2 separate regions of the Homo sapiens genome follow, and region 2 is linked to region 1. The links are chromatin contacts, found by Hi-C in ENCODE. All regions are on one chromosome and are shown on one strand. The core of a region is the stretch at or near the end of the contact, and the rest is flanking DNA. Distances in the headings are between cores, read along the strand shown.

What was found. A loop is a pair of places that touch in the nucleus more often than their neighbours do. Pooled maps may share reads with other maps.
Region 2: a loop to region 1 is called in a map with no recorded cell type, with 11 times the contacts of the local background. The contact joins the promoter of RFX4 here to the promoter of ABTB3 in region 1. A Hi-C loop is called at or near these places in 8 of 37 single-sample maps with no recorded cell type and 2 of 50 pooled maps.

Annotation. Positions count from the first base shown.
Region 1 is chr12:107,316,663-107,320,810 of GRCh38, forward strand. It overlaps ABTB3 (ankyrin repeat and BTB domain containing 3), which reads left to right and starts at 1,772. Exons shown (of 17, transcript NM_001018072.2): 1 at 1,772-3,413. The coding sequence starts at 2,279. RefSeq lists an enhancer at 2,274-2,993.
Region 2 is chr12:106,580,865-106,584,694 of GRCh38, forward strand. It overlaps RFX4 (regulatory factor X4), which reads left to right and starts at 2,140. Exons shown (of 18, transcript NM_213594.3): 1 at 2,140-2,499. The coding sequence starts at 2,457. All of the region lies in intron 1 of LOC100287944 (a long non-coding RNA gene), which reads right to left. RefSeq lists enhancers at 219-1,101, 2,590-3,174.

The sequences.
Region 1 (4,148 bases), core at 522-3,021:
TGAGATGGAGTCTCACTCTGTCACCCAGGCTGAGGTGCAGTGGTGCAATCTTGGCTCACTGCAACCTCTGCCTCCTGGGTTCAAGCAATTCTTGTGCTTCAGCCTCCCGAGTAGCTGGGACTACAGGTGTGCACCACCATGCCTGGCAAATTTTTGTATTTTTAGTAAAGATGGGGTTTCACCATGTTGGTCTGGCTGGTCTCCAACTCCTGACCTCAAGTGATCTGCCCGCCTCAACCTCCCAAAGTGCTGGCATTACAGGCGAGAGCCACTGCACTCGACTGAGATTTTATTTTCTTTGGGTGTATACTCAGAAGTGGGATTGCTGGATCACATGGTAGTTCTATTTTTATTTTTGGGAACCTCCATGCTGTTTTCCATAATGGCTGTACTCATTTACACCCCACCATCAGTGTACAAAGGTTCTCTTTTTTCCACATCCTTGCCAACACTTGTTATCTTTTGACTTTTTGATAATAGCCATCCTTACAGGTGTGAAGTGATATTTCATTGTGGTTTTGATTTGCATCTCCCGAATGATTAGTGATGTTGAGCATATTTGCATATACCTGTTGGCCATTGTTGAACATTCAAAGCAACAATTTAAAAGCATATCCTTACGTCCTTCATCAATTTACAACAAATATTTACTGAGCACTTATACTGTGCCAGGACTATGCATGGGAACCCCTAGCCCAGTGTAGAATCCAGACAAGTAACCAGGCTTTTGCAACCTAGTGTTGCAAGGGCCCAGAAATCAGCAACCACAGAAGGGGATAGAGGCAGTGGAAGCACCGAAGCCAGTCTTGAAACATCTGGGCCAGCTTCCTATAGGAGGGGATTCTAAGCTGAGAGACACAGTGTGCGGAGCTAGGAATCCCCATGTGTGTAAGATATGGTTTCTGCCTGGGTGGGTGGGGACAGACAAGTAGATGACACGATGCTATTTGACACAGGAATGCAGCTAAGCCATGCATATATATATTATATCTTTCTTTAGTCAGGAAAGAAGATTCTCCTTTGAGCAAATTTACTCCTTTTAAGAAGGCCGAGCTATTTGGAAAGATGCCCACCAGGATGGCAAAGTGGTGCTTGAGCCCTCCCTGCAGCACACGCCCAGGACTTTGAAGCAGGGACAGGGTCCTCCTGGCTACTGAAAGGAATCGAGTTAACGCGCCCTAGTGGCAGGTGGCGAATGGCCGGAGATCCGGCCTCCCAGTGGTGTCCACCGCCACGGGCCTCCGCTCGACAGGCTTATTTCCCTCCATGCTGGAGCAAACCCCGGCTGAAAGAGGGCCGCACTAATTGGTTTGCGTACCCGAAGTGGGAATAGAGAGGGAGGAAAACCATGTTTCAGGTGTTACGGGGGGAAAAAAGTGAAATGCGAACCGCAGGGGAGAGAGCGACCGTCAGGCAGACACCTTGTGAACCGCGGTGGAGAGCACACCTAGGTGGGGAGGTCACCGGCCCAACCCACCACCCTCCGGGAGAATGCGGGCAGGGACAGCAGCAGGGGGCAGCATCCACGTCTCTACGCTTGCAAGGGTTCCCCAAGTCCCTGGCCACTGCTCCCCACTTCCTGCAGCCTCGGTGTCCGCCGGGGGCGTGTGTGAGGGGCGGGGCCGCATGGGGAGGAGGGATTTAAAAAAAAAAAAAAAAAGCGAGGTAATTAGCATTCTCCGATTCCACTGGCTCTCCGCCGCCCCTGCTTTGCATACGCCCGTCCCACTGGCTGCCCGGGGTTTGCTGGGGTTCGGCAAGGTTTGCAGCCGCCACGGCCGCTGCTGCGCTCCGGTGCAGGGCAGGCTGGCGCCGAGCGAACCAGGGCCGGGAACTGGGAGCCGGGAGCCGGGAGCCAGCTGCCCGCGGAGCTGCGGCGGCGGCGGCATCTGGGGTGGTCTCAGTCCCACGAACACCGTGGCCGGCGCCCGGTGGCTACTGCGCCCAGCGGGGCTCAGGGAAGAGCGGTCTAGACACTTTTTATTTTGGAAGAAAGGGGCAAGCCCCGGCGGGAGCTTCCTTCCCGGCCTGGCTCGCTCCCCATTGCGCCCAGCTCCGGCCCGGACTCTGGAAGATGACTCCAGGGTCTGCTCTGTATATTCCAGCGGCGGCAGTTCCGGGAGGCAGCCGAAAGTACTAACAGTTGGTAGCAGCGGCTAGTGGAAAAGTGAGCCAAGGCGGCGCGGACTCGGCTCTCCCCGCGCCCCGCGGCACTCGCTGCTCCTCGCCGCTCCTTCCCTTTGGCTCCCAGGCGGCTGCAGCATGAAGTGGCGCAGCGATGGCCAGGAGAGGTAAGAAGCCCGTGGTGAGAACGCTGGAGGATCTGACGCTGGACTCGGGTTATGGTGGCGCGGCGGACTCGGTGCGCTCCTCCAACTTGTCTTTGTGCTGTTCCGACTCGCACCCGGCGTCCCCGTATGGCGGGAGCTGCTGGCCGCCTCTAGCTGACTCCATGCACAGCCGGCACAACAGCTTTGACACTGTCAACACTGCCCTGGTGGAAGACTCCGAGGGGCTGGACTGCGCCGGCCAGCACTGCTCGCGGCTGCTGCCGGACCTAGACGAGGTCCCCTGGACTCTCCAGGAGCTGGAGGCGCTGCTGCTGCGTTCGCGGGATCCCCGGGCAGGCCCGGCGGTCCCCGGCGGCCTGCCCAAGGACGCGCTGGCCAAGCTGTCGACGCTGGTGAGCCGGGCGCTGGTGCGCATAGCCAAAGAGGCGCAGCGCCTGAGCCTGCGCTTCGCCAAGTGCACCAAGTACGAGATCCAGAGCGCCATGGAGATCGTGCTGTCCTGGGGCCTGGCCGCGCACTGTACGGCGGCTGCGCTGGCCGCACTGTCCCTCTACAACATGAGCAGCGCCGGCGGCGACCGCCTGGGCCGCGGCAAGTCGGCCCGCTGCGGCCTCACCTTCTCCGTGGGCCGCGTGTATCGCTGGATGGTGGACAGCCGCGTGGCGCTGCGCATCCACGAGCACGCCGCCATCTACCTGACAGCCTGCATGGAGAGCCTCTTCCGGGACATCTACTCGCGGGTCGTGGCCTCCGGGGTGCCCCGGAGCTGCAGTGGCCCTGGGTCAGGCTCGGGCTCCGGCCCAGGCCCGAGCTCGGGCCCTGGTGCGGCCCCCGCGGCGGATAAAGAGCGGGAGGCGCCCGGGGGAGGAGCGGCGAGCGGCGGCGCCTGCAGCGCAGCCAGCAGCGCCAGCGGGGGCAGCAGCTGTTGCGCCCCGCCGGCCGCCGCGGCCGCCGCAGTCCCGCCGGCAGCCGCCGCCAACCACCACCATCACCACCACCATGCGCTCCACGAGGCGCCCAAGTTCACCGTGGAGACCCTGGAGCACACGGTCAACAACGACTCGGAGATCTGGGGTCTCCTGCAGCCCTACCAGCACCTGATCTGCGGGAAGAACGCCAGCGGTAAGTGTCTGCGCGGGTGCCACTCCCTCTCACCTAACCTGGCCAACTCTTGGCGCAAGTTTGCCTCGCGTCCCCCTCCCGCGTCTTCCCAGCCACGCGCTGCTGTCCCAAGCCGCTGAGGAGGCGGCCGGGCTGGAGGTAGCCAGAACAAGAGGTTGCCTGTTTGCTCCTGCACTCGGGTGCGCGTATTTCACGCTGCTGGTGCTGTCCCAGGTCCGGGAGCGCGAGGTTCCGCCCCCGGTGCGGGGCGGGGCGACAGCTGCCTCCAGCAGGCAGTGAGCAAAACCCAGCACCATTTTTTGGAGCAGGGTTGAGATCATTTGCGCTTAGTACATATACTCCACCCCTGCACTGTTTGTTTTGACCTTGAAGATGCCACTTCCCTGGGCGCATGAATTGGGCTCCCTAGGACTTGGGAGGAGGCGCGTTCCGCTCTCCGCAATCCAGTGCTCCCACTTCCCCACTCCCTCGGGGGGCACGCAGTGCACGGGGGAAGGAGGGGCCTGGCGGCCGTACCGGCTGAATGGTTGAAAGCTTGCACGGCCTAGACAGTCGTAAAGGTGTGTGTGGTGAGACTGGGGTGCGGGAAGACTTGTCGGTGCCAAGTTTTTCCAGAGCAGTTTTTGAGGGCTAGAGCACACAGCTGGTGGGGGCTGCGGGATGGACAAAGCCCCCAATTCCAGCCTCCCAGCTCTTGGCCTCTCCATTCCCTCTGGCAGGGAGCTGCAGCTCTCA
Region 2 (3,830 bases), core at 890-3,389, 740 kb before region 1:
TTCGAATTCCGCTGTCATTGCTGCCAGGCGCACCACGAGGACGCGCGGTGACCGCCACCATGGCATTCGGCTGCCAAAGGTTTCCATCGACCTCTTTCCCATCACCAGCATCGCAGCGGGAAAGAATGTGCCTGGCGCCCTTCTGGGCACTGGGCATGGGGTGGTGAACAAAGTCCTCCAGAAATAAACCGGGTAATGAGCCCGGCAGCGGCCGGGGCAGGAAGGGACCTTCGCAGAGAGTGGTCAGGCACAGCCCCTCCGAGGAGGCGACGCTCAGCTGAGACCAGGGTGACGCAAAGGTGTCGGCCGGTTAGGCACCTGTGAGGAAGGAGGAGCCGGCAGAGTGCCAAGTAGAGGGAACAGCAAATGCCCGGCTCCTTTTATAACCACTGCTTCAGTTATCTTCCCCCAAAGCTTGAGAGGGGGCAACTTTGCTACATTTCACAGACGAGGAAGCTGAGGCCCAGAACGATGAAGGAATTTACAGAGCTGGGATTCGAACCCCGCGCTACCGTCAGTCCATCCCGGGCTCTGTCCAGCCGGTACCGCGCGCCGCCTTCTTCCTCCCGCACCGTGACCTTAACTCGGCACGTGCTGGCCCCTCGGGCTCCCCAGTCTCCGTACATTGTCCCACTCAGCTCTGATTGTGGGGAGGGGGCGGACCGAGGGGGCGGGGGGCGTCTTTCCGAAGGATCGCGGAAAGCCGCGCGCTGCCAGGGGCCCGGGGTTAGAGACCCCCACTCCCGCACGGCGTTAGGGACTCCGCGCTTCCCCGCCCCCGCCGCGGCCCGCCGGCTCTGCCTCTGTCCATGGTCAAAGCACCCGGGGTAATCCGCCTTTCTCTTCCGCCCGCCGGGCCCCATTCATATTCTAATCACAGCGCGGCCGACCCGCGAACGGCCACTTTATCGGGGCCCGCAGGAGACGCAGCTTGCTCCCCCTCACTTCCACTTCCAGCACCCCCCGGCCCTCGCCCCCCTCTTTCTGCACTTTCAACTCCGCCGAGGAGGGGGTCCCTGGGAAAACCGCGTCCCCACTTGGATGCCGGGGCTTCTCACAAACTTCGAGGCCGACTGGGGGACGGCGGTGGGGTGGGGAGGGCAGGGGGAGGGCGGAGGAACAGAGACAGACAGACTGACAGAGTTACGGGAAGAGGCGGGGGAGGGGGGACAGTACAGAGAGACCGAGGGGGATAGAGACAGAGAGGGGCAGAGTCCTAGGGGGAGACAAAGAGAAGTGGAGGCAGGGTCTGGACAGAGACACTAGCAGCCAAGGAAGGAGAAATGGACAGAGACAGAGACACAGAGGACGAGAGGGACAGAGAGCTAGAAACAGACACCGGGAGACAGGCGGAGAGAGACAGCGAGATGGAAGGAGAGAAACAGGATGAAGGACCCAGGCCCAGAGGAAGACAGAAAGTTCTGGAGGAGGCGAACCAGCCACTCACCTCCTCCCCGCCTAGCGGCCTTGTTACGCTCATATTGGGGCATGGGGTCTTAGGGATTCAGTTCCCCTTCCCCACCCTTTCCCCTTCAAGCTCGCTTCACTCCCCACGCGTGTCTGCGGATCCGCGTGCAAGGGGTCAAGACATACCCCCTCCCGCATTCTCAGGGCCACCACCCGAAATCTAACCCAGGACCAAAATGGGGGGTGGGTGGGGGCGCAAGAGAAGGAAGGGAGTGGGGCCCCACTCGTGGTAGCGCAGGCGACTCCCCAGGCTCCAGGAGTTCCCCGCGGCTCCCCCCCCGCCCGCGCCCCCCTCCCGGCCTGCCAGCACGGCGCGGGGCCCGATGGTGGGGAAGGGCCGGGAGGGGGAGGGGGCCACATCTAAGCCAATTTTGATTTCGCCTATAATGAGTGCCGGGCGAAGGCTGGAGAAGGCCTCTGGAACTTTAAATAAGAAAAACGTTGCTAATGCTATAATAGAAGGGGGAAGTCGGAGGGCTGGGATTGCGTCGCTCTGAGCCCCCCTTTTCGGAGGCGGCTTTTCTTATTCAAAACAGGCCCACAATGGGCTTCACAGTGCGCCTCGCCACGGCCCCATCTGACGAGCGGCCATTCATCAGGCCGGCTGGCCTATCAATGACATTGCTCCCATCGGGGCTCCTATAAAATGATGCTTTTTCCCATGAAACATCCGCAAACATTTTGACGGGTTTGGCTTTGCCCGGCTGGATTACTGAGTGTCCCCTTGCTCGCTCGCTTTTTCTCTCTCCCCCTTCTCCGAGCTCGCTCCCTTCTCTCCCTCTCTCTCCTCTTTTCTTCTTTCTCTTTTCTTTCCTCTTCTTTTTCTTTTCTTTTCCTTTCCTCCTTTATCCTTGTGCCCCCTCACTTTCTGCGTCTCTCTCTCTCCCCTTCTCCCTCCCTCCCTCCCTTCCTCCCTGGGCATCTCTAGCACAGGGGATCCCCAAACATCAGGACTTTTGGGGGGCGCCTGTGCTGTCCATGGGAAGAGCATGCATTGTGGGTTACTGGAGGAACCCGACATGGATTCCACAGGTTAGTCCTACTGGCGGGGTTGGGGGGATACATTGGGAGGGAAGGAGAAGGGAGAGGGGGAACTTTAGAAAGAAGTTGGGAAAAGTTCAGACGGGTCAACTTGACAGTGGAACCCCAAAGAATAACGCAGAGCTTGCAGAAGTTTTCAATTCGAGGCGATGTGTGTAACTGGATGCGTGGAAGTATGTGTATAAGCGTGTGATTGTGTACGTGTGTGAGTGTGTGTGCGTGCGCGCGCGCGAAGGAGCGCGCTTTCGCTTGCCCTGGACACAAAGTTACGTAAAGATGCGCTGGCTCGCGGCGAGCTCGAGGTGCCACTTGCAGAAACTTTGCCAGCCGACCGCCCCCTCCCGGACCCAGGTCCTCCTAGGGTATGGGGGCCTCGGAATAGCGGTGCGCTCGGGGTCTGGCGGCCAGGGCCGGGAAGCCGAGCGGAACGCCCCGAGGCGGGGGAGGGTGACGGCTTCGCACTGCGCCTGGGAGGTGGGGACCGAGGCTCCGGCTGGTAGAGACGCGCAGCTGGAGGGAGTGGCGGCGGCGAACCCGGTGGTCCGGGGGAATCCGCAGAAACGGGAGGTGGGAGTCCTGGGCTGTGGGGTCGGGCTTTTAGCTTTTCTGCCAGGAAGGGGCACCCAACGCCGGGCTCCACTAGGGAGCTGTGACCTTGCTGGAGGGAGGGCAGGACGCAGACTGGCCCGCTAAACTCGGCGTTGGGGTCTGCAAACTGCTCTGCAGTTCAAGAGCTGCTGGGCGTCAGTTTTGGGGGTGCGGCGGTCCTTAACAACGAAAAAAGGAGGCCAAGGAATCTTTCACAACGAAAACACCCGGTATCTCGGTTCTTCCTCCAGTAGTTTTCGCCACCTCCCACTCCTAGCACCTTTGAAGAGCCGTCACACTTCTAGATCTGTTAACGCTCCCTAAGTCCCTTGCAGGTGGAAGTTCTCTTACAGTTCACCCCCTCCCCTAGGCTCATTCTTGCAACCCGGCTATTTTCATTTTGGCCCCCTGCAGCCTCAGAATTTCTTAGGGTGATGAGTTTGGGGAGAGGCAGAAATAGGGCAGTGGACTCAGCCTGGGCCGTGGCGAGGTTTGAGAGAATGCCTGCAAGCATAAGCTGCTGAGCATTGCAGCGCGGAGCAACAAGTGCCTTCCAGCCCCGGCCGTCCCCTGAGCATGCACGTCCTTTCCTTGAGCAAATAAACAAATGCCGCACGAATGTCTCCCCAACTCCACCCCTAGGCAGGCTGGATATGGAAGTGGGGTGGGGGCTGGGGTCATCGGGGCATTGCCCCAGAAGGTCTTTCCTCGGTCCCTGCAGAAATATTTAAGGC